Regions from separate parts of the Mus musculus genome. Here region 1 is linked to region 2. The links are chromatin loops, found by intact Hi-C in ENCODE. Cell type or tissue: left cerebral cortex. All regions are shown on one strand. Each heading gives the region's core, and the rest is flanking DNA. Links, peaks and the distances in the headings are about the cores only.

The links. Peaks named below come from ENCODE experiments on the same cell type or tissue, not always from the same donor. Only the 100,000 strongest peaks of a DNase experiment are listed, where the experiment ranks them.
Region 1: a loop joins it to region 2, with 2.1 times the contacts of the local background. A loop is called at or near these places in 4 of 42 quality-filtered maps.

The regions. Positions count from the first base shown.
Region 1 is chr5:53,204,289-53,215,367 of GRCm38, reverse strand. It overlaps Sel1l3 (sel-1 suppressor of lin-12-like 3 (C. elegans)), which reads left to right and starts at 1,916. Exons shown (of 24, transcript NM_172710.3): 1 at 1,916-2,238. The coding sequence starts at 2,062. In left cerebral cortex, for the core only: no CTCF peak of the experiment used is centred there; DNase peaks (open chromatin) are centred at 3,951, 4,151, 4,661, 6,427 and 3 more places; H3K4me3 peaks cover 3,764 bases; H3K27ac peaks cover 2,586 bases.
Region 2 is chr5:53,149,384-53,160,462 of GRCm38, reverse strand. Sel1l3 (sel-1 suppressor of lin-12-like 3 (C. elegans)) reads left to right here. Exons shown (of 24, transcript NM_172710.3): 10 at 4,699-4,910; 11 at 6,113-6,292. Among named protein-coding and RNA genes, the nearest start is that of Sel1l3, 59 kb to the left of the region's middle. In left cerebral cortex, for the core only: no CTCF peak of the experiment used is centred there; DNase peaks (open chromatin) are centred at 5,759, 7,085, 7,975, 8,651 and 3 more places; H3K27ac peaks cover 4,760 bases.

The DNA.
Region 1 (11,079 bases), core at 1,490-9,489, 55 kb before region 2:
AAAAAAGGAAAAAAAGAAAACAAGAAAAAAGAAAATCAGGAGGAAAAAAAAATCTGTGGAATATTTTTTCTTTTGATGGAAAAAAAAATACAGATGGGATCTGGGACAAAGCCACCCCATCTTTTGTTCCCTTGGACACTAAATGGAATAAATAGTTCCCTGCATCACAGAGGAGAATTTTAAGTGCTTTGTTTCTGTGGAAGTGGGACAGGCATCCTGGCAACATCTGTCAAACTTCCCAAGTGCTTTATTGTGTTTGCAGCTGGCCAGACAGGCAGCATCCTTCCTGTAAGCCCATGGCTTGGAAAGTGAGACCTCCCTGCTTCTGTACTGTCACCTTGGAAACTCACTCACCAGGGGGCTTCTCTGGTAGACACCATCCAGGACCGACTGAGACAGAATTCAGGGGCACTCTGCCATCTATGTGCTTGTTCTCCAGATGCCTCAGACTAAACTAAGGTCTGAGAGCCTTCTAGCTGTGATTGGCCCAGAACTCATAGGCAACCTAAGAAACCAAAAATGAGCAAGAAAGTCCCAGCTCTTTGCTGATAGCCCCACTGTAGCCAGGTCCAGAAACTGACTCTGAGCTTTTCCTCGATCCTCCCCGCCCCACCTCCCACCCCCCACCGCGCCTGGCATTACTTGGACCACAGTAGTGACAACTCCTCAGGGAAAGGGTTGTGTTCCTTGGCTTCCAATCTATTAATAGTTCCCATCCACACACATCCACATCAGTGCCAAAGGGACAAACTTTTCAACATGGGTTAACTATCTCAGGACACCAGCCCTTGGCTCACAAGCAGTCTTCTCAGCAGCAGGACAGCCAAGCACTTCCTGGAACTACAGGGCAAGCCCGAGTTGCTTGCCCTGTCCACGAGTCTCATGTCACCTGCCAGTGGCTCCAGAACCCAGGTCTACTAACATCCAGTCTCACCTTGCCTCCCCAAAACCTAGGATGTGTCCTGATTTTCAAAAAAAAAAAAAAGCTGTTTGCGCACTTCAAGGGCCTCACCTCCTTTCATTTGGGGCTTGGGTACGATTGTACTGGCCTAATTAATTCATTTTCTCCTCGTCCAAGTGGAAGCCAGAGCTCAGGGATGCAAATCAAATACAAACCCGCTCTGGGCGCCAATACTCCAGACAATTAAAACAAAGAGCGCGGAGGCAGCAGCGGCCACACCGCACAAAACCCTGGGGAAACATCCAGAACGAGTCGCCAATCAGGCGGCAGGGTGGGGCACAGCCTGGGCTCTAAACCTGCAAGCAGGAAAGCAGCCCCAAGCCCTGCAGGTGACAGGTGGAGGTTAGCAGGGGTCAAAATCCATCCCTAAGGATTAGAAGCCAAGCGGCTGCGTGGCTCAACTCCAAGAAAGCACTCTCGGCCCCCGCCCTGCCGGAATGGCGCCCGGGCCACCACTACCCCTCCACCCCCAAGCCACCAAACAAACCTCACTGTCTAGTGCTGGGGCGCGAAGTGGGAATGAGAGGCAAGCAGCAGGGTGGGCACCCGCTAGAGATGCGGGAGAGAGAGATGGAGAAGGGAGGGAGTTGGGGAGAAAGGACGTGGAGGAAACGGAGAAAGTGGGTAGTAGAAGGGGTGGGGGGGGGGGATCGCGGACTGCAAGGGCGCGGAAGGGGCGGAGGAGGAAGCAAGAGAAAGGGATGGGGGGGGCGACCGAGAGCCCCGCGGACCCGGGGGCGAACAGCGGCCGGGGTGGGGGGCGGGACCACGAGGTCCCCACCTGTGTGGGCGCCTACGGCCAGGAGGGGTGGACGTCGTGGGTTCGGAGGGAACGACCAGGGAGGCGGGCTGGGCAGGGAGGCCGAGGGAGGGAGGGGACGGGACTGCGAGCGGGGAGGAGCCGGCGCTCGGTTGGGGCTGCGGGGGCGGCGGCGGGAGCGGCGGTGGCGGCGGTGGCGGCGGCGGGTCCGGTGGCAGCGGCAGGTGGCCCCGCGCGCGGCGGGCCGCCGGCCGGGGGCGGGAGGGAAGGTGGCGCCTCGGGCGGGGGCCGGTCCCTGCACCAGGTGACCTGTTCCGGCCGGGATCCGGGCGGCCTCGCCATGCAGTGGCGCGGCGCGGGGCTTTGGTGGCCACGGCGGCGACAGCAGCAGCAGCAGCAGCAGCCCCCGCCGCCCGCTTTCGGTCCCCCGGCCGCAGCCATGGTCCCCCCGAGCCGCGGTGTCTCCCCGGGCCTCGGCGGCCGCCCTACCAGCGCATTGCTCTTTCTCTGCTACCTGGTGAGCGCCGGACCCTATTAGGGTCCTTCCTTCTGCGCGGGCCCTGGGGACGGGGTGGGGGTGGCCTGGGACCCCAACCGCAGGAGGTGGGGACGTCGCCGCGAGTTTGTCTCTTTTCCTTGCCACTGCGTCCCGGGCGCTCCCAGCCCTTGGGATGAGTACCCGGGTGCGTGGACCGGACTTGCGGGCTACTCTCGCTGGAGTCATTCCTCTTCCTCATCGCCTTGCTGGAGACCAGGGCTAGGTTCCCCTAGAGTACCCTTCTTGTCCCCAGCGACGTTGGACCCTCCCTACCCTGCATTTGCTTCCCGCCCCTTGGATCGTGGCTCCCCAGCCCTGTCCCCACCTGTCCTAGGCTTTTCATTCACCTTCTTGAAGCTCCTTTGCTCCGTGTGCCCAACTTCTCCTTTTTCCTGCCCCCACCCCCCACCCCGACCCTCCTTTGAGTTTGCATCGGGTTCTTTCCGTCCAGACGGTTCTGTGCCACCGCACATCGCATTTCCAGAGGCTCTTTCTCAACTCCTTGGTCACTCCAGCCAAGTTGCGGGTGCCAGAATGAAATCTACTTCTTTGTACCACGCTTACCGCCAGAGTGGTGACTTTAGTTGCGTCTTGAACGCTGTCGTTTCAGAGCTGCGTTTGGCTTATGCACAGTTTGCAATTTGCACACTTCTTGCCTTCTGTTAGACTTACAAACTAGATGGCAGTCACCTATTTTAAATACCAGAGAAAATGAGACCCTCAGAGTAAGGTGAGGAGCTATTTCCCAGTTCTTTGGCTGACTTGCTCTCTCCCATTTGTTCCTGAGTTCTGAGCAATAGTAAATTTACAGAAGGCTACACCCTTGCTGCCCAGCCTACCTTATGTTCCAGGATCCTGCGGAAAGCTTAGGTTATCTCGCCGAATATTACTGTAAATAAATGAAAAGGAAAATGCTGAATCATGAAACTGATGTAATAGGAAATTCACAGAATGCTTAAAAAACGAGCAATGTCATTGTCCAGAACCCCGTTCATGTGCACTGACGGTGTTTGGATTCTGGTCGTCTTCTAAGCTCACCTGCTAAGGAGGTGCTGACAGGGCTTGAAATTTAGGTTTGAAGAAACTTGTCACCTATGCAAGTTTGCTGTTGTTTTCAACACTCTTTACTTCTTGACTCTTTCATTTCTTGAAGCAAGGCAGTGTAAAAATGCAAATATTAATTGTGCCCCTCTCTCTACCTGTTGAACAATCCTTTCTTATATACTTGTTCCTTAGGATTAACTAATACCGTGTGTGTGTGTGTGTGTGTGTGTGTGTGTGTGTGTGTGTGTGTGTGTGGTTGGGTTTACTTTATATTTTCATAAGAAGATGCCAGGTAACGTAATGGGTATGATTTTTTTTTTTTTTGCCCAAGGGATGTTATTATTTAATATTTATGCCACGGGGTTACAGTACACAGACTCATAAATAAAGCTGCCATGTCAGATGACGGGGGGTTTTGTTTAAACAGATGATCCTGCATACAGAGCACTGCTGGTTAGTGCACAGCCAGAATTTATGGAGTTGAGCAGTCCATGAAATAGTTCCATTAAGATGATCTGGAAAGTTCCACGTGAGACTCTCAAGGCCTGGTTGGGGGAGGGGCACTTCTTGACAGCCGACAAAATCAGAGTAACAAGTGTAAAGACGTAAAGGCTGACGTGGCAGAGACAGAAGCTCCATGCTCTCCAATGGGGGTTTATAGGGACAGAGCCAAGAGGAGAAAGGATCCAAGTTTCAACAGGAGCGACTGAGGAAAGTGAGGTGCTGGACCCGTGATGTGGAGAGAACAACATGGACAGACATCTAGGTAGCTGGGTGAGGGGTGGATATAAGAAGATCACAGAGGCACCTATCAGGGTCCCTGCTTGAGTGCTTCCTTCTGGGGTGGGGGAAGAAGCAGCGTCTGATAGCAGGATATCAGACACTTGAATGAGCAAGAGAGCCGCGCATCACTGACTGAGAGAGGTTTGCCCATCTAAGCTAAAGCTGGATTCCAGAGGCGGCCTCCACAGTTTGTTCTGAATGGCCAGCCGTGTGCTCCTCTGGTACACTATACCTGAGATACTTGTGGAGGGTGGGGCTTCTAGGCTTGGGGTGTGAACTGGGGAAAATGTAAAATGTAAAAGTCTATCTCTCTCTCTCTCTCTCTCTCTCTCTCTCTCTCTCTCACACACACACACACACACACTGAATGAGAGAGAGAGGGAGGGAGAGAGAATGTGTGTGTGTGTGTGTGTATGTGTGTGTGTGTTGTGTGAGTGACTGTGTATGTGTGAGACCGGGAAACAATGAAGATGTGATGTGTTACTGTGTGGGTTCTCCTTGATCAAGGAATGCCTCCTGGCGGAACTGACTGGCTGGGAGGGAGATAGAGGCAGGCAGGTGGAGCAGAACGTCTAGACAGAAGCTCATGGTGAAAGCCATTTCAGAACTTGAAAGCCATAAGAACAGCTTCCATTGTGCTAAGTCACATGTGGCCACTGCCCAACATTAATCTTAGTAATACCCCATGTGTGATAGCAGCTGTTATGATCTCCACTCAGAGGAGAGAGTAGTCTCAGAGAGGTTAAGCAAGCTGCTGCAGGCCACACAGACAGCCTGAGAGCTCGAGTGTGTTCTGGAGTTCGCTTCTGATAGACCATTTCCCTGTCGCATAAATGTATAGTGCATTAGCAGGGCTCCAGCTATTACCAGCTGCTGTGCAACTGTCCAAGATGTGAGGTCATGTCTAAAGTAACCTAAGATGCACAGAGCAGAAGGGATGGGCCACAGAATAGAAGCAGGATGTTCAAGAGGAAGAGTGAAGGGAAAGAAAAGTAAACCCAGAACCTATTTACCATTGGTAAGGGCGAGGAAAAAACTCAGGGGCAGCATTTGAGCTGCATTGTGTCCCAAGCCGATGGCGACCGAGCAGTGGGTGCCACAATTCGGACTCACTCATGACTTGGTAGCCCATTCCTATTTTATGTCGGCCTGCTGGCCAAGACTGGGATACAAATAGCTTTCTGAGCATGCCCTTCTTGGGGGAGTCTGTCCCCTGGAGCCAGGGTTCTGAGGAAGGGCACCTCCCTTCTTCGTCGGCTGGGACAAAGTAACCTTCAGTGCCAGCCCACAGGAGTCCTGTGCCTGGAGCTAGGACACTGTCAGAGCACGAATAATTGTGATGAGACCTGAAAGATAGGCCGGGAAGCCATGCCAGGCAGATTGCTGAAAAGATGATTCCTGGTTCCAGTGACTGCCAGAAAATCCTGAGGTCACCAAAGGTCAAGACGAAGAGAGCCTCGGAGAGTGGGTGAGGGAGGGCCTGCTTTCTCTTAAGTCACTGCTGCTGGGAAGTCTCCTCACACAGGACTCAGCCTGCCCCACAGATCCTCCTGCTGTGTTCCCCTTTCTCCTCTTGCCTGACGGGAACAGCCCCTCGTCCTGCCCTTGACATCGGAGCTTCCAGAAGGCAAATCTGCCAACTGAACTCTAGTCTCCAATGGGTAATTTTTCCCCCCTTAAGTGAGAAAATAAATCTCACTCTAGGCAATATGGATGTCAGCTGTAGAGCTGAAGTATTCAGAGTGGACATTTGAGCGTGTTAGACAACTAGGGACAAAGAAATAAGAGGGCATTAGCAACTTAGATGTAGAGCGAGATCGTTAGCAGACAGCGGCTGTGATAGAGTCTCGTACCGGAAGCCCTGTAAGTGCGCACATCCCATCCATTACCACCCAGGATTATTCATTATCCTTTCATAATACACAGCACAGAATGTAAAAAGTTTAAAAAAAAATCTTAAGGACCCTCAGTTACTCAGCTCGTGGAACTGTGATTGTGAATATTTGGAATTCAGAGGTAATCTCCAAATGTCCTATTTGCCAGTGGCATCCCTGTTCGTCCCAATCGTCACGCTGACTCTCCCACTCTGTGGCCCCTGCCTTTTGCCTCCTGCTTTCGCTGCCTGCCAAGAGTGCAGGAGCAATAGGAAATGTGGTAGAGAAGAAATAAAGGACCCAAGCAATTCTCTGAGATGATGGATAGGCTGGAGCAAACCATAAATAGTCCAAAGTGAATTTAGTTACTCTTTCTATTGGCTTGTCCTGTCCCTCAGAGGGAGGATCTGAGGGAAGAGGGTGAGGAATTGCTGACAGGGTTGTGCCTTGGCAGCTCCTGCCTTCTATCTTCACACAGAGAATGGCTTACTCATCCTGGAGTGTACACCCAGGCCCATGTGTCTCTGTGTGACATACCATCTCTTCCCCGCAAAATGTGGGACAGATTGACCAGAGTGTATTGGTCCTTCCCAGTGGGCTGGCATTGGGATGTTAATGTCTCCAGGTCTCCTCACCTCAAGACAAAGAGTAGAGACAGGAAAGTGAGCCCCCAATGAAATAAAACCAAACCAGCCTTATCCGTCCTTGTGGGGTCTGAGTTAGAATGAAAGTCATGCTAACTAGTATTGAGGGTCTGTGGCACAAGGAGAAATATTGATCGTTGATGGGATGGTGCACCTCTGGTCCGCTCTGTCTGGGAAGGGGAGGGCTGTGCTTGATGGGAAATATCTCCCCAGACATATCTTGATGGTGAAGGCCATGTTGACATCATAGCCTGGTCTGCATAATTGCATGCTTTGTGGACATCAAGCAAGTTTTGCTTATTTACTCAGCAGAAATTGGACAAAATAGGACTTTTAAGCCAATACAATTGCTTTTCTGACCGTGGAAAGTTTGATGCAGCCAGTTTGGAGACAGAGTGTTCTGGAGCCAAAGTCTTGTTAGGTGATGGATGGAGTGGCCGGCAGGAGCGAGAAAAACAGACACAGTTATTATTTGCGTGTCTGACCTGCTCCCACACACTGGTAAGTGTAAATGAACTTCCTGTGGTGAGAGTGAATGATTTTAGATTCTCCAACCCCTGTTCATTCCTTCAATACCTAGTGGACCATGTAGAGAAGAAAGCCAGTTTCCCAGCTCTGTGGAACAGGGCTATTCGAACACAGTCACTCCTTATTGATTTGTTTAAAGGAATCAAATGCACTCATCCTAAAAGAAGTTTAGGCCATATGGATAGTTCTGTGTTGGTTTTTTTTTAATCCAGAAGATATATGGGCTCATCTGGGCTCATCTGGGCTCATCGGTCCTTGATGCTTAGGTTGAATCAATGAGTTAAGGTTTCTAACTTTGGTTCTTCTATTATGAACACACATTAACCGATCTATTCCATTTTCTAAAAATATTACAGTACATAATTACAAAGGCAAAACCAGTTTATGTTTTGTGACTGTGCATGACATTCTTAGATTTGACTTTGATTGGGGCTCCCTTCTGCCGGAACCAGTTATCTGAGGGCTCTGGAGTCTTTTCCTGGCCCCGAGTGAACAGAGCGATTCTTTGGTTTATGGAGTGGAACATTGATATGGTCACTTAAACAGCATGATATGAAGGGACCAGAAGTTCCTCTTCCCACCCTGAATGCCTAGCTTAGAGCTGCGGTGCATTTGAGGTTTGTTTGTTTGGTTTTGTTCGTGGTAGTGCCCCCCCGCCCCGTTTTCTCACAAGCCAAGAATACAAGTTCGGAGATCTGGCACTAGCATCATCATGGTAACAAGAATGAACTTGTCGGCTGAGCCAGAATCCATGGGGGTGAGAGTGGGGGTTATGAATGGGAATTTTTTTTAAAAAATAAGAAAATAGGTTTTAAATTTTTCTGGAGGCATGGAAAAATTCCAGGACATAGGTTGGTTGTCTGGAAGATCAGGAGTGGGGAACGAGCTGGAGAAGTCCACCCCAAACTGATCCAGTTGGTGCCACCTTCAGGAACCTCTCAGTCTTAGCTCAAGGTTTGTTTTTCGGGCTGGCAATGCTGATGATAAGAGGGGGACAAGGAGGCTTAGTGGAGAGTAGGCTGCTGGTCAGCCTTTGTGGGAGAAGTTGGGACAGTAAGGAAGGACAGTGCATTTTCAAGTTCGGATCAGCTGTTTTGGTTTCTAGGTACCTTCGAGGCCTGTGAGGCAGGAGATTGACCACTTAAACACCTGGCAGGTCCTCCTATCTACTGCTTTTTTTTCAAGGAACATACTAATTCCCCATGTGAATTCTTTCAGAATCTGAAGATGTGACATGGATATAGGCTCTGGCCTCAGAGTTTCTAGACCTAGGAAAGTGTGGGGAGGTCTTTTAGTTTATGTTAATGCAACCTGGCAAAAGAAAATACCTATGAAGCTTGGACACGTGTCTCGCCTGAAGCTGGAACTCTTCAAGCTAATTGCCTTATTTTCCTGGCAGGAAACAGCTGACAACCACACACATGGCTTGAGCCAGGAAATCAGCTTTGGCTTAATCAATATTTAGAGTGTGATGTGTTACTAATCGGTGTTGGTTTTGTACATAGCAGAGGTAGCCACAGCTCACGGTGTAGCAGCTGGGCCTGCTCCAGCCTGGGAGAAGCCAGCTTGCTTCATTGTGTAGGTGTCCCAAAGACTAGGGATCCTAAGGGCTGCTCAAAGGCCTTTGGCCAATGCCCTGCACACGACACATGGGGTGATTTTAGGACCAGCGTGTCCCTATCATATTACAGAAATGCTGCCCTCTTCCTGAAGTCCCATTCACACTCCAACTACCACAGTACTTCTCCCACTTCTTAAATCAGCTAGCTCACTACCCAGCCTAGCGTCAGGTTCTCATCTGACTTGAGTCTTTACCAAGAGAAGCAATAGCGGGATGTCAACAGCTACCACTTGGGAGCCTTAGAGAAACACACAGCCAAGCCTCATCAGGCCATTGTTCCTGAGTCTTTCATCCCATCTCTCCCATTGCAGCTCCAGACAGGGCTTAGCTTCTAACACCCTGTCTCTCAGAACTCCACCTAGAAAAAAGCTGTATGTTGTTGAACAGTGGTTGGCAAACTACAGGCCAGTCCAGCCAATGTGCCTGTTTGTGAACATAAGTTCAATCAATCAAGGATCAAAAATATTGAACAAATTATTGCATCTATACTGGACATGTATAGTGCTTCCTCATTGTTTTTTTCTGAAACAGCATAATATAACAACTATACACAAAACATTTGCATGATCGTTTATAATATACAGGAAGAGGGTAGAGAAGATGACTTCGCCAGTAAAATGTTTGCCTTATAAACACAAAGACCTGAGTTTGACCCCCAGAACACACATTAAAAAAACAAAAAAGCCCCCCAAAACCAGCTGAGCATTGATCAGATATAGTAGCACACACCTTTAATCCCAGCATGCAGGAAGCAGAGGAAGGTAGAACTCTGTGAGTTCAAGACCAGCCTGGTCTACATAACTCGTTTGAAGCTAGCCAGAGTGACATAGTTAGACCTTACTTCAAAAAAACAAATGATCGAATAAAACCAGGTGAATGTGTGGTGTTTATTTTTATCTCCAGTGCCGGGGAAGTGGAGGCAGGGGGATCCCTGGGACTGACTGCTTGGCTGGTTAGCTGAGCTTATTTGACACGTTTCAAACCAGTGAATGACCCTGTCTCAAAACAACAAAACAGCCACACCTTCTAAACAAAAGACATAAACAAACAAAGAAAACTAAGGTGGATGGTGCTTGTGGAACAAGAGCAAACGTCTTCCTCTGGCCGTCACATCTTCATGCATGTACACACATATGCTTCTGTTACATACATAGGAGGACCTGTTCTACACAGTTACCCTGTGCTGTATGTATAAGACACCTGAGCATCCACAGATGTTGGGATTGGTTGTGGTCTGGAAACCAATGCCTTTCAGAGACTGAGGGACGACTGCTTTTTCACCATTTAGCCACCCCACCCCAAAAAAGAACAAGTTCAATGACCTCAAATCTAGAATAGCAGGATCCATAGACAGTTCAAGTCACATCTGTCATTCTGTATTCAGTAGCTGCCACATTGAAAAAGTAAACAAGAACAGGTATGATTCATTTTAGTACATCTTATTTAATTTGATGTATCCAAATATTATCATTTTGACATGCAATCAATGCAAAAGCCATTAATAAGACACTTTGTAACCTTTTGTTAAATAGCAAGGCTTTGAAATCCAGGGTCTATTTTACACTTCTAGCATGTCACAAGTGTGTGTTCTGCCTCCTGACCATCACACAGGAGAACATGTGTGTTGAATCTGCATTCTTTCCATTTGGTTCTGCTGACTCTCAGGGCTTAGAGCCAGATGAAAATACAACAATCTTCATACGAGTACCCAGACATTTTCTTTGAAACAGAATTTGGAAGGAAGGCCCTGGAGAGGTTGCGGGGTGAGGTGTGACTCCACCTCCGTCAGCCACGATGTGACGAGTGTAACGCGCCGGGCAAACTGTGGCACGCTGCCCTTATTAATGCAGAAAAGTGTGACGGGCGCATTTTCAAGCAATCAGATGTAAAATAATGAACAGGCTTATTAGGAACCACACTTCGCAGGGGAATCAAATGGCTTTCCCCCTGCATTTCTGTTCAAAAGAGAGCTCCCTCCTTTTAGCATTGAAAATGGGCTAGAGGTAAAAATAATCGTAATAAAAGCAAGAAAACTGGGCCTGGGTGAGTTTTTCAGAAGGTATGGAAAGAACGTGATCCAGAGTCATTCTTCAGAAGAGAACAGGTTGTGGTGTGCCCTGTACCAAGGTAGGCTTTGGACTCTGGGCTTTGTCTGGCCTCAAGAAGCGAAAGGTTCCTTGCATGGATTTCTATGGGAAAGCATCACCCTAGCATAAGATGCTCTGGCTAACTGTCTGCTGCTCTGGTTCCGGTCCATAGGCACTAGAGACTGCTGGCTTTGGGGACATTCTGTCTGAGTGTTGAATGAATGCATTCTTCCTATGGA
Region 2 (11,079 bases), core at 2,065-10,064:
ATGCTTAAGCGATGGCGGCTATAGCTTTTATTCCTTAGCGCCTGGCATGGAAAGAAAAAGGAAATGGAGAAGTGGGAATTTCCCATTCTGCTTGTTTGTTTATTCATTATACCATTAATCTCCTCAAACAAGACATGTTTTCAGTTACAGACCGGCTAGAAAAAAAAATGCATATGCTAAACCAGATGGATGAAATTAACAGTTTCATTAAACTGGCTTTAATACCACCAAAGACACCATGGCTTCGATTTTAGACAATAGTTACGATCCAAACTTTAACCATTGTGTGAAATGAGTAATTTTACCTTAGCATTATTATTTTTATTAAATTCACCAGTGCAGAAAATTGTTTAGAATCTTGGGCAGAGAAAATACCAATTGGTGATATTTTTCTGGGAGGGAGTTAAGAATTTTAATATAAGAAAGAAATAAGCAAGCCCTTTCTGTCTGCAGAGCTTTTTGGGCCCAGAATCGAGACTAGAGGATTCAGGGTTTGTTCCAACTTTTCCAGCAGTCTCAGCTACCTGGGTGCTCCTGATAATGATTTCTGGGGTTCTGTGCCAAGGGTCAGAGGGGCAGGTGTTTCATTTAGAGTTTCATTTCTTTTGCAGCCATCCCCTCCTCTGAGCCGTCAAAGCTGGCATCCCTGTGGCTCAGGCAAAACCCATCATCTTAGCTGGGTATTTGGCAGGGAGGCGAGGGCCAGGATGAATTGTTACCAATAATTCTGATGCCATTTTGCCAGGAATGTGCACACAGGGGCATCCAAAGGGAGAACATTCAAAGCTAAAAACATAACTAAGTAGCAGTAGGATCTCTGTACTATCGAGTTCACTGAATCCATGGAGAACGTTCTTATCAGGGGAATGGTCCAGTAGAGTAGCGTGCTTCCCTCAGCAGACAAAGGGAAAACCCAACCAAATAAGAGTGTCAGAGTCCTGCTGGAAAAGGGTGTTATTATGCAGGCATAATCCATCGGGAAAACAGAGAGAAGTGCCCAGGGCTGCCCATTGCTGCATTGTTGGCTGTAGCAAATTCACACAAAATAACCCAACCCAAGAGTCTAAAAATAGAGAACTTGGTTCAGCCGTAAATGCGGTGTGGTTGGACTCTGTTCCTGTGGACTCTCAGTGCACTACAGACCATGGATCAAGGGTATTTAGAGTAGCAGGCTAGGGGTGGAGCTGTGGTCTCCAATGCTTGGTTTGTATAAGGGTCTCAGGTCAACACTCAACACTGAAAAAAAAAGAAACCCTACAATAATCAATAATGAACATGAACATATTACAGACATATTTGTGTTGTTATCAATCGTTACAATCCAGGGTAACACCCATTTCCTTAGCATTTCCAATATACTGGACACAAGGAATCTAGAGATGATTTAGGCTCAAGGGCGTGACCAGCTGATTAACAATGTCACAGGACATTGTCATCCACAACATTCATGCTCTAGAAGCAGACAATTGAGTTGAAAATAATAATAATAATCACAAACAAATATCTCATAATGTTTCAAGTAAGTTTAGATGTTGAGTTAGGTAGAGCTCACACTGCTCTTGGCCACATGTGGCCACAAGCTGCAGGTAGGACACACCTGATAAGAGTATGCAGGAAGGTGGGTATGCACAGGAAGATGTATGATAGAGTATGCACAGGAAGATTGGAACATACTCTGCCATGTGTTTACATGCCACTTGGATGACCAAGAATGTAGGGAACTGGTGTGAACCCTGGAAGTGGTGTCCCAATAACTACCATTCATTCATTCATTCATTCGTTCGTTCATCCATTCATTCATTCATTCATTCATATTGGGAGGATGAGTACACGTGGCTGCAAGCGTGTGTGAAGGTCTGAGCTCATCGTTGGTGTCTTTCCTCGATCATGTCCCACCTTTATTATTATTTTGTTTAGACAGGACTCTCAGTGAACCCAAAGTGTCTGGAGTAGCTTATGCTAGCTGGCCAATGAGCTTCAGGATTCCATCTGTCTCACTCGCCCTCAGGCTGAGTTGCAGGCATTCATCACAATGTGTAGCTCTTTTGTGTGTGTTTTGGGGATCTGAATTCAGGACCTCATGCTTGCACAGAACACATTACCAACTGAACTATCACCCTACTCTTCTTTGGCATTTACTGACTTGTGACAGCCATAGAGAGATGTTAATAATACAGAATTAATTTACAAGAGAAAGTTGGGCCAGTGAGGTGGACTAGTGGGTAAAGTGGCTTATCACAGAGCCTAAAGACCTGAGTTTGATCTCTAGGATCCAGGTAGGGGAAGGAACGGACTGACTCCTGCAAGTGGTCCTCTGACTGCCACGTGCGTGCAGCACGTATGTGCCTTCCACATAGACACACACAAATGCAGAAGTAAATTTTAATAAAAGCATAAAACATATAAAAATGAAGTCAGAATCTACAGTGGCATCTTATGCCACTGGGGAAAAGGAAATGTGTATATGTAAATAGATGCCCTCATGCATTATTGTGCATACGAAGGAAGTCTCCACACCTAGGTACCAAGCTTTTTACCAGCTTTCATCCTCACTAAAGACAGAGTGGGGGAGCAGAGACTCCTGTTTTATTTAATACCATTTGCATTGTTTGATTTGTCTTACAAAAACAAATAGTTATGTTTCTTACATAACAAACAGTTATGTCTTTTGAGAGTAAAGCAAGCAAGCAAATATGCAAACATAGAGAATATGGGAAAGGCACACTGCTGTTCAGGCAATAAGATGGCTTTTTCAGCTGCCGTGGTTCTGGGCTTTTGGGATCTATCTGTAGAGCCTAAGCTGATGCAGCTGGAACAGAGAATCTGTCTGCCTTTCAGGGATCTTCCGGTCTGGATCATACCTGCCTTTCGGAGGCTCCCGGGGTCCAGAAGCTTGTAAACGAGTGTATCTGTTCTGTTCATGATTCCGGCCCTAGATCTTTGTGCTCTCTCTCTCTCTCTCTCTCTCTCTCTCTCTCTCTCTCTCTCTCTCTCTCTCTCTCTCTGTGTATGTGCTTACACACACACTTATGCACCTCGATATGCCATGTGTATGCCTGTGTGTGGAGACTAGTGGGCACCTCTAGAATTGCTGCTCAGATGCCATGTCCCTTGTTCTCTCATTGGCCCGAGGGTCACCAATTCCACTTGGCTGGCTGGCCAGCAAGTCTTGGACGTTTCTTAGCTCTGCCTATCCAATACTGGAGTTACAAGCCAATGCCTCTCTACCCCTGGCTTTTTATGTGATTGCTAGGGATCAAACTCAGGTATTCGTACCTGTTTTTTGACAAGTACTTTACCAACTAAGCCATCTTCCCAGCCCTCCGGACCCCTGTTTTCAAAATGAATCACTGCAAGAGAATTACTCTTCAATAAACTTAATCCATACCTCTCATTCTCCACACACACACACACACACACACACACACACACACACACACACACAAAATCTCAGCTATTCATTACTGGTGTTCTAATAAATGTGATTTATCCATTGGCCCCCAGAACATTTTTTTAAAAGTTACTTTGTTTTTCATAGGCTAAAGAAAATAAAAAATGTTGGAAGTACCAGTTTCTAGGCAGGTAAAACTTTAGTCCAAGTTGACATTTAACTTAACATTCAAGCTGATGCTGTTTACATGTAACTCCAGTGCCGTGTTTCCCGTGAATAACACCTTTCCATCCTGTATGGTCTTCTGTAGCATGGCGCCTACAACAGTGCCTTGCCTGTCCTAGAAGCATTTATTGTCTGCATTCATAAATAAAAGAGATGGGTGGCAAAGACAAATTTTAGAAGATTCTAACAGTCACGTCATGGCGCCGGCACACTCAGTCTCTGGACTTGGACGTTGACCAGCATATAGATTTATGGGAGGTTTTGTAAAAGAAAGCACCAAGCATCTTAAGGCAGACCTGACAAGTCCTCATCCATGCTGGGGGGCCTGGTGGCCAGAGCAGCTTGCCTGTCCCCAAGGGGCTAAGTGTGATCTGCCTAGCAGGGTTCAAAGGTTGGCCGGGTTCTTTGCCAGTCTTTTCAACTGTACACAACTTATTTTGCTTCTTTGGGCCGTAATCCCTGGTGGGGAAGGAGGAGGCTAACAATAGTAGCAGCCATCTAAGCTCTTGCAGATCCAATGGCCTCATTTGCGTAGGAAGCTTGACCCTGTGTTTGGCGGCTTGTAAGCCTTCCACAGAAGTTGACTCATTCTTTTCATTAGATCCAGAGACCCACAAGCAAAACTGGAATTGAAAGATGGTGAGGAAAGCGTCTCAAAATAAAACGCTCCTGCTCAGATTTTTGGGAGCGGTACCAAGGAACTATTTCTGGGATAAAACACATTCTTCTTCCCAGACTGAGAAAGAAGAGTCTCTCTGGAAGTTTCAGCAGCCCTGATTGGGCGGTGAATTACACTGAGTGAATTACTCTCTTGAGGCATCTTCTCAGCTATGTGAGGCACATCCTTTTCCCCGGGATACTAGGCTGTCATTTAGTGCCAGAGGAAAGGCTTTTTACAGACTGACACCACAGCTTTCCCCAAAGGGTTTAATTTACTTCCCCAGAGGGTGGTATATTTCAGGGTACTGCAGGACCCACCTTGTCAATAACAAAGGTATTTAATTGGCTATCCTTCCTTCTTCTCCAGCCACATCAGCCCCATGGTAATTAATTCTGTGTGCTTCGAATTGTGTTATTTACAGTGCCATGGAACCAAAATGACTCCGTATTAGAAATCGGTGCAAGGATATTTGAGAAGGCTGTAAAGAGACTCTCTGGCGTTGATGGCCTTCACCAAATTAGCTCTGCCATCCCCTTTCTGATGGATTCCAGCTGCTGTGGATACCATAAAGCATCCTACTACCTCACCGTCTTCTATGAAACTGGATTAAATGGACCTCGGGATCAGCTGCAGGTGGAGTATTTCATGAGTCCAGGAGCACCTGTCACCTGGGTTATGTGTGCTGAGAGATGCCCCTGCTAGCACTGGATGTGTTGCAGCTCCTTGGAGTCCCCTAAAAATCTCTACACCTAGGGAAAAATGTCCTTGGGCTGTGGAACTACACAATAACCTGTTTTCAGGGAGGAAAAAAAAATACACATCTCCATTTCTGCACATGGCTTTCATGTTTTGGTCAACCATCCAAGGGACAGTTTGAGCAGAGCCGGCTGGGATCCTGTCCTTCAAAGTCAGGATAATATTGATAAACGCAGTGGTCCCCAGGTCGAGGTCCTCACCTCAGTTTACTTTTTAGCTAATAAAAGTCGATGGATCTCCTTGTCGCCACATCTATCCTTCTACCATCAAAATAGATGCCGCAGTAGACAGTTTTACTTTGGGTCTTGAATCCAAATTGATTATGCAACGTGCCTAACATTCAGAGTCACATTTTCCCAAGTGTATTAGTCAGGGTTCTCCAGAAAAACAGAACCAATGGGATTTTATATATCTAGGGAGAGATTTATTCTGAGGAATCAGCTCATGCAATTATGAAGTCTGAGAAGTTCTCTGCTCTGCCATCTGCAAGCAGGAGGCCAGGCGAGCCCCCGCCGCTGCCGGTGGGTTTCTAGTCAAAGCCAGAAGGGCCCGCTGACCAGGGGAGCTGGTAGTGGAAATTCTACCTCTTAGACAGGAAAAGATGAGAGTCCCAGCACAGGCAGGCAGGCAGGCAGGAAGCCAAAAGGGATGAGTCCCTCCTTCCTCTGCCTTTGGGTCTTTTCAGGCTCTCAATGGGATGCTGCTCCCCCAGCCTGGGGAGGACCATCTGTGGCTGGGGAGGACCACCTGCTTTATTCAGACACCCATCTCCAAGATTTCACTGGAAACAGCCTACCAGACTCCCTGAGAAATGACGCTGGGCCCCTGCCAGCATAGTCACATTGATAGATAACACTATCACAAGAAAACACCATGTTCTCCAAACACTTTTAATTTCTGATCTCTGCATATGATTGCTTGTCTTTGTGTGTGTGTGTGTGTGTGTGTGTGTGTGTGTGTGTGTTTAGGATGGCTGGGATTAGAGAGATGGAGCAGGGCCAACGACCTTTTGGCTTTAGGGGATTTTATAACCTTATCTATACAGTCTTGTGAACACTTTATCAATTTCTTCCTTACAGGGCATGCTATACAGTCTGGTTGGAGGCCAGGGCAGTGAGAGACTGTCATCAATGAATCTTGGGTACAAACACTACCAGGGTGTTGACAGCTACCCACTGGACTGGGAACTGTCCTATGCCTACTACAGCAACATTGCTACAAAGACACCCCTTGATCAGCACACACTGCAGGGAGACCAGGTACGATGGAGATATTTGAGTGTGCTTACAGCTTGGTTATCAGGGCCTTCTGAGCAAGGTTATAGTGTCTGCACCTGCATCTGGTTTATGTGTTGGCTCTTTGAGGATGTACATGGTCTGATGGAGAGGAAAACTTTAGTGCCTTATCTTCCGTTCCCATTTCCTGCATCTGTGCAGGTTAGCAGGGGGACAGCAGGCCGTGAGTCTACGTCTGTGAGCTGCCCATGAGTGAGCAAACTGGCACGTGAAGGAGAGGTGGCTCCTGAGGCAGATTTTGATCTTGAAAAAAGGAAAACATATCAGAAACATAAACATTTTGTCCATAGGACAAGCAGGACAGTGGTGGCGCACGCCTTTAATCCCAGCATTTGGGAGGGAGATTTCTGAGTTCAAGACCAATCTGGTCTACAGAGTGAGTTTCAGGACAGCCAGGGCTACACAGAGAAACCCTGTCTTGAAAAACCAGAAAAAGAAAAAAAGGAAGGAAGGAAGGAAGGAAGGAAGGAAGGAAGGAAGGAAGGAAGGAGATGCTGAGGTCTGGAGATGTCAGGCGGGAACGAATCAAATTGAGAGGAGGCATTGACCCACCTCTCAGCACCTCTGTCTGTACATGATGAACAAGCATGGTCTACCACACACAGAGGCCAGCCTTATGTCCATCTCTGTTCCCAGTGCTGGGTGTCTGAGCAAGGGCTCCTTCATATGGACTCTGCTACTCACTGTTTCCAAGGGGCTGAGGCTTAAAGACATCACCACAGCACATTAAGGGTATAGATGAGGGAGCCTAGCAGCAGCCCCTACTTACAGGCTTCCCAATCGTGCTGACTCACCAGACAAAGCCATCAGTGGCTCACATCTGCCAAAAAAAAAAAAAAAAAAAAAAAGCAGAATTCGTTAGATTAGACTCACTGATGGCTTGTTTCCGGACTGAGAATAAAAGGCTGCCGGTGAAGGTGTCTACAGAGGAATAGCAGGAAAACCTACTCGGACAGCACAGACCTAGGTCCAGGAGAGGGGATAGTGGGCTGGGTGGCTTCAGGGACACAGAGGTGTGTGAGATGGTTCACGTTGATAATGCAACTGGTTTGCTGTGAGGGTTAAGAGGGTTTCCCCCCATCTCCATAAAGGGCCAGCTGGTGAGTATTTCAAGCTTTCACTGTATGGTGAGGTTTTTTTTTTGTTTTTTGTTTTTTTTTTTTGTTTTTGTTTTTTTTTTTGTTTTTTTTTGTTTTTTTTTTTTGGTTGTTGCTGTTTTTTTCTTTTTTCTTTCTTTCTTTTTTTTTTTTTTTTTTTTGCACCTGCTGGAAATGTGGAAATAAACGTGCATCTGGGTCCGTGTAGCCACAGCCAGTATGAAGCACCATGACAGCATTTGCCTGTGCCTGAGGGACGGAGCTGGCTAGGTCAGAATCATTGACTCTCAAGCTTAGTGACAAACTGGGAACCAAACTGCCCTGGGATTGAGTCAGAAGCCTACAGTGTAAAAATGCTGTTTGATACTTGGAAAAAGAAAAACAACAACAACAACAACTACAGTGGCCACTCTACTGTTGTGAAATAAACCACTCAGAGAGATGAGCCTTTCAGTGAATGTTAAATGTGACGGAGTGAGACAAGTGGGCCTAAGGATGGAGCTTAGCTGGTAGATCGCTTTTCTAGTGTGAACACAGACCAATCCGCAGCACCGCATGAAACCAGGTATAATCAGCACCCCAGAGGAGGGAGGACACAGGAGGATCAGGAATTGAAGGTCACTCTTGGATACATAGCAAATTCAATACCAGCTTGGGATTTGTGAGACCCTGTCCCAAGAAGGATCAGGGAAGGAGGAGGAGATGAAGAAGTGTGAAGGAGGAGGGGGAAGAGGAGGAGGGGGAGGAGGGGGAAGAGGAGGAAAAAGGACAGAAGACATAAAAAAAAATCTGTCTCTATAGAGCTATTCTAACTCCTTTAGATGACATCAGGTTGGCTTTTTCTTTTTTTCAAATAAGCCTACACCCACTTAAGCCGACTATTCTCTCTGTGTATATACGTGATTTGCAAACTTTGACCTCAGCCTCACAGCAATTAATTAATATCTTCGTTGTCAAGAAATATTGCCCTACAAGAAACATTTTTACACAATTGGGTTGTAAGGCAAAGGCTGCCTTTACCTTTTCACAAAGCCCAAACATGTTCATCACATCCCGCACGTATAGATCACACGTTCAAGAACTCGAATTCGGCATCAATTAGCAGCAGGAAGCAGTGCGTTGCTGACAAGCTCCCTTTCTTTGGAAGATTTGGCATGTGAAATGTTATGATTATGAACGAAAATGTTTAATTGGTCAGAACCGGAGGAGATGAACAGAAAAGATGTGTCTCGCAGCTGAAAGGCCGTGTGATTAGGCACTGTGGGTAGGAATTATACACTTAGGGTTGTGTCATCGCTCATTTTCTTAAGAATTCATAATTAATGGCTTCTTGAAGATTGAAGCAGGTGTCAAGCGTTCATTTAAATGTCCTTTTGTTGAGGTATCTATTAATTCACCAGCATAATGTAGCAAACGAGGAGCTAGCTCTCGAAAGCCAGACCTCTCATTAGCAAGGGAAGGGTCTGTCAATAACGCCTTTCTTCGTGCTTGTTACGGCTTGGCTTCCGTGGTGCACATCGCTTCATCTTTATCAGGATTCTCACTCTGCTCCCTGCTTGTGACTGAGCGAGACTTTCCTTCGGGTAAAACTGGAAGGGCTCTTTTTATTCTGTGGCTTAAAAGAACTCCAAATGAGTTCTTTTCCTTCAGTCCAGTTCTTAGATCCTCTCTCTCTCTCTCTCTCTCTCTCTCTCTCTCTCTCTCTCTCTCTTCCTCCTTCCCTCCCTTCCCTCTCTCTCCCTCCCTCTCTCCCTCTCCCTCCCTTTCCCTCTTCCCCTGCCCCCCTTTCTTTCTGAGGCTTCTGGGAGGCATGGGGTGCCTCAGTCACACCCCTGGCCACAGCTGTCTCTGCATACTGACAGTACTCCTTCATCTCCACCTAACTCTTTTTTACTCTTCATTTAGAGTCACAAAGGAACCTTGCCACGTGCATCTCCTTTCTCTACTGCTAACACCTCCACAAAGGACATCAATGGTTGCACTAAGAAATGGGGGTGGCCTTGACCCCCATCTAATAGCCACCCCACTTTCTCTCTTCCCCATCTCTACCCCTACTACCGCCTCATGTCCTTCATCAGCTCTCTCCTGAGCTGCTGTGACCCATCTTAGGGGCAGGATTGTGTTCCTCCTAATTCAAATGTTGATGCCCTGTTCCCCCCAGTATCCCTGAATATGATTGCACATAAACAGAAGGTAATGTGTGTGTGGCTGTTTATTTTTTTCTGAGAGACCACACTCTCAGCTGCAACCAAGCAGAGATTGAAAGCATTCCAGAAGGACAAGGTGTCTGCCCTCAGTAGGTATTGATTTCTTCTCTTTTCACTACTTCCTAAGAAACACAGCGTAGTAGCCATCTATATGTTATTTACAGTATATTAAGAATTGTAAGTAATCTAGTAGTGATTTAGAACGTGGAAGAGGAGTTGGGGCTGTGGGACAGTGGTCAAGTACATTTAAGGAACGCCTGAGGCTCAGAGTTTACAATTACCATATCACATTAGATAAGAAACAGGAACCACGGATTCATTGCTTGTAGGGGTCCTGGAACTAATCTCTACGGGATACGGAGGTGTGTGTGTGTTTATTTGTATATTCAAGTGTGTGTTCATTTGTGAACAATACACGTGTATATGGTATGTGTCCATGAATGTATGAGTGTTCATGTACACATACGTGACTGTATGCATGTATGTGTATGTGGAATGTGTGTGTGCATGCATCTATAATTAGAAACTCCTCTTATGCTTACAATATGTAGTTAGGGTTTAGAAATGGCCCCATAGTACCCAATCTACCGCAAAACATATAAGGCTTTTCTTTTCTTTCTTTTTCTTTTTTCTTTCTTCTTCTTTTTTTTTTTTTTTGTGAGTCAGTTCTTTATTTAGGTAGACACATAATTGGATGTATTTATTGGGCATGGTGCAATAGTTCAACACATACAATGTAATGGTGACAGCGGGGAAATTGGCATAGCATCATCAAAAACCTATCATTGCTGTGCATTGATATTGTTTTAAATCCTCTCTACTACTTCTTTTTAAATATTGACAGCCATTGTTCCTCTACCGTGTGACAGACCCTTAGGTCCTCATTCCTTCAATGGCAAGTGAACAGTGGGGGTGGGGGCTGCTTTCAACTCTTTTACCTGTTTGTGGGGCCCTTTTCCTGGTCCAGCCTTCGTGTGATGGTATGTGCCCGGAATTATTGTTATGCTTGTTATGCCATAATTGGTTGATGCCCCCAGGAACCCTGCTCTTTTCTGAGAGGAAGGGAGAAGATATGAGGGGAGGGGAGGGGTTAGGGGGAGACGGAGGGGAAGTGTGGTCGGGATGGAATGTATGAGACAAGCATGTAAACCATTTCTTACTGGCACTTTCTCCCACTACCCATCCTAACTCTTGGCTACCCAGCCTTGGCCACAGCACACTTCTCACAGTCCTGGCCATGTCCAGTCTCCTTGCCTGGCTTTCTCTCTCCTCCCCTACAACTTCCTTTGGAACTGTTTTTACTGTACCATATGCTCAGCCGCAGCATCCTCTGTGGCCTTGCTGGAGCTCCCACATGGCACCCAGTCACATCTCTGTCATGGCTCAGCCATGCCTGTAGAGTATGGTTAGGGTTTAGAGTCCTTCAAAAGACAACATCCAGAGCGAG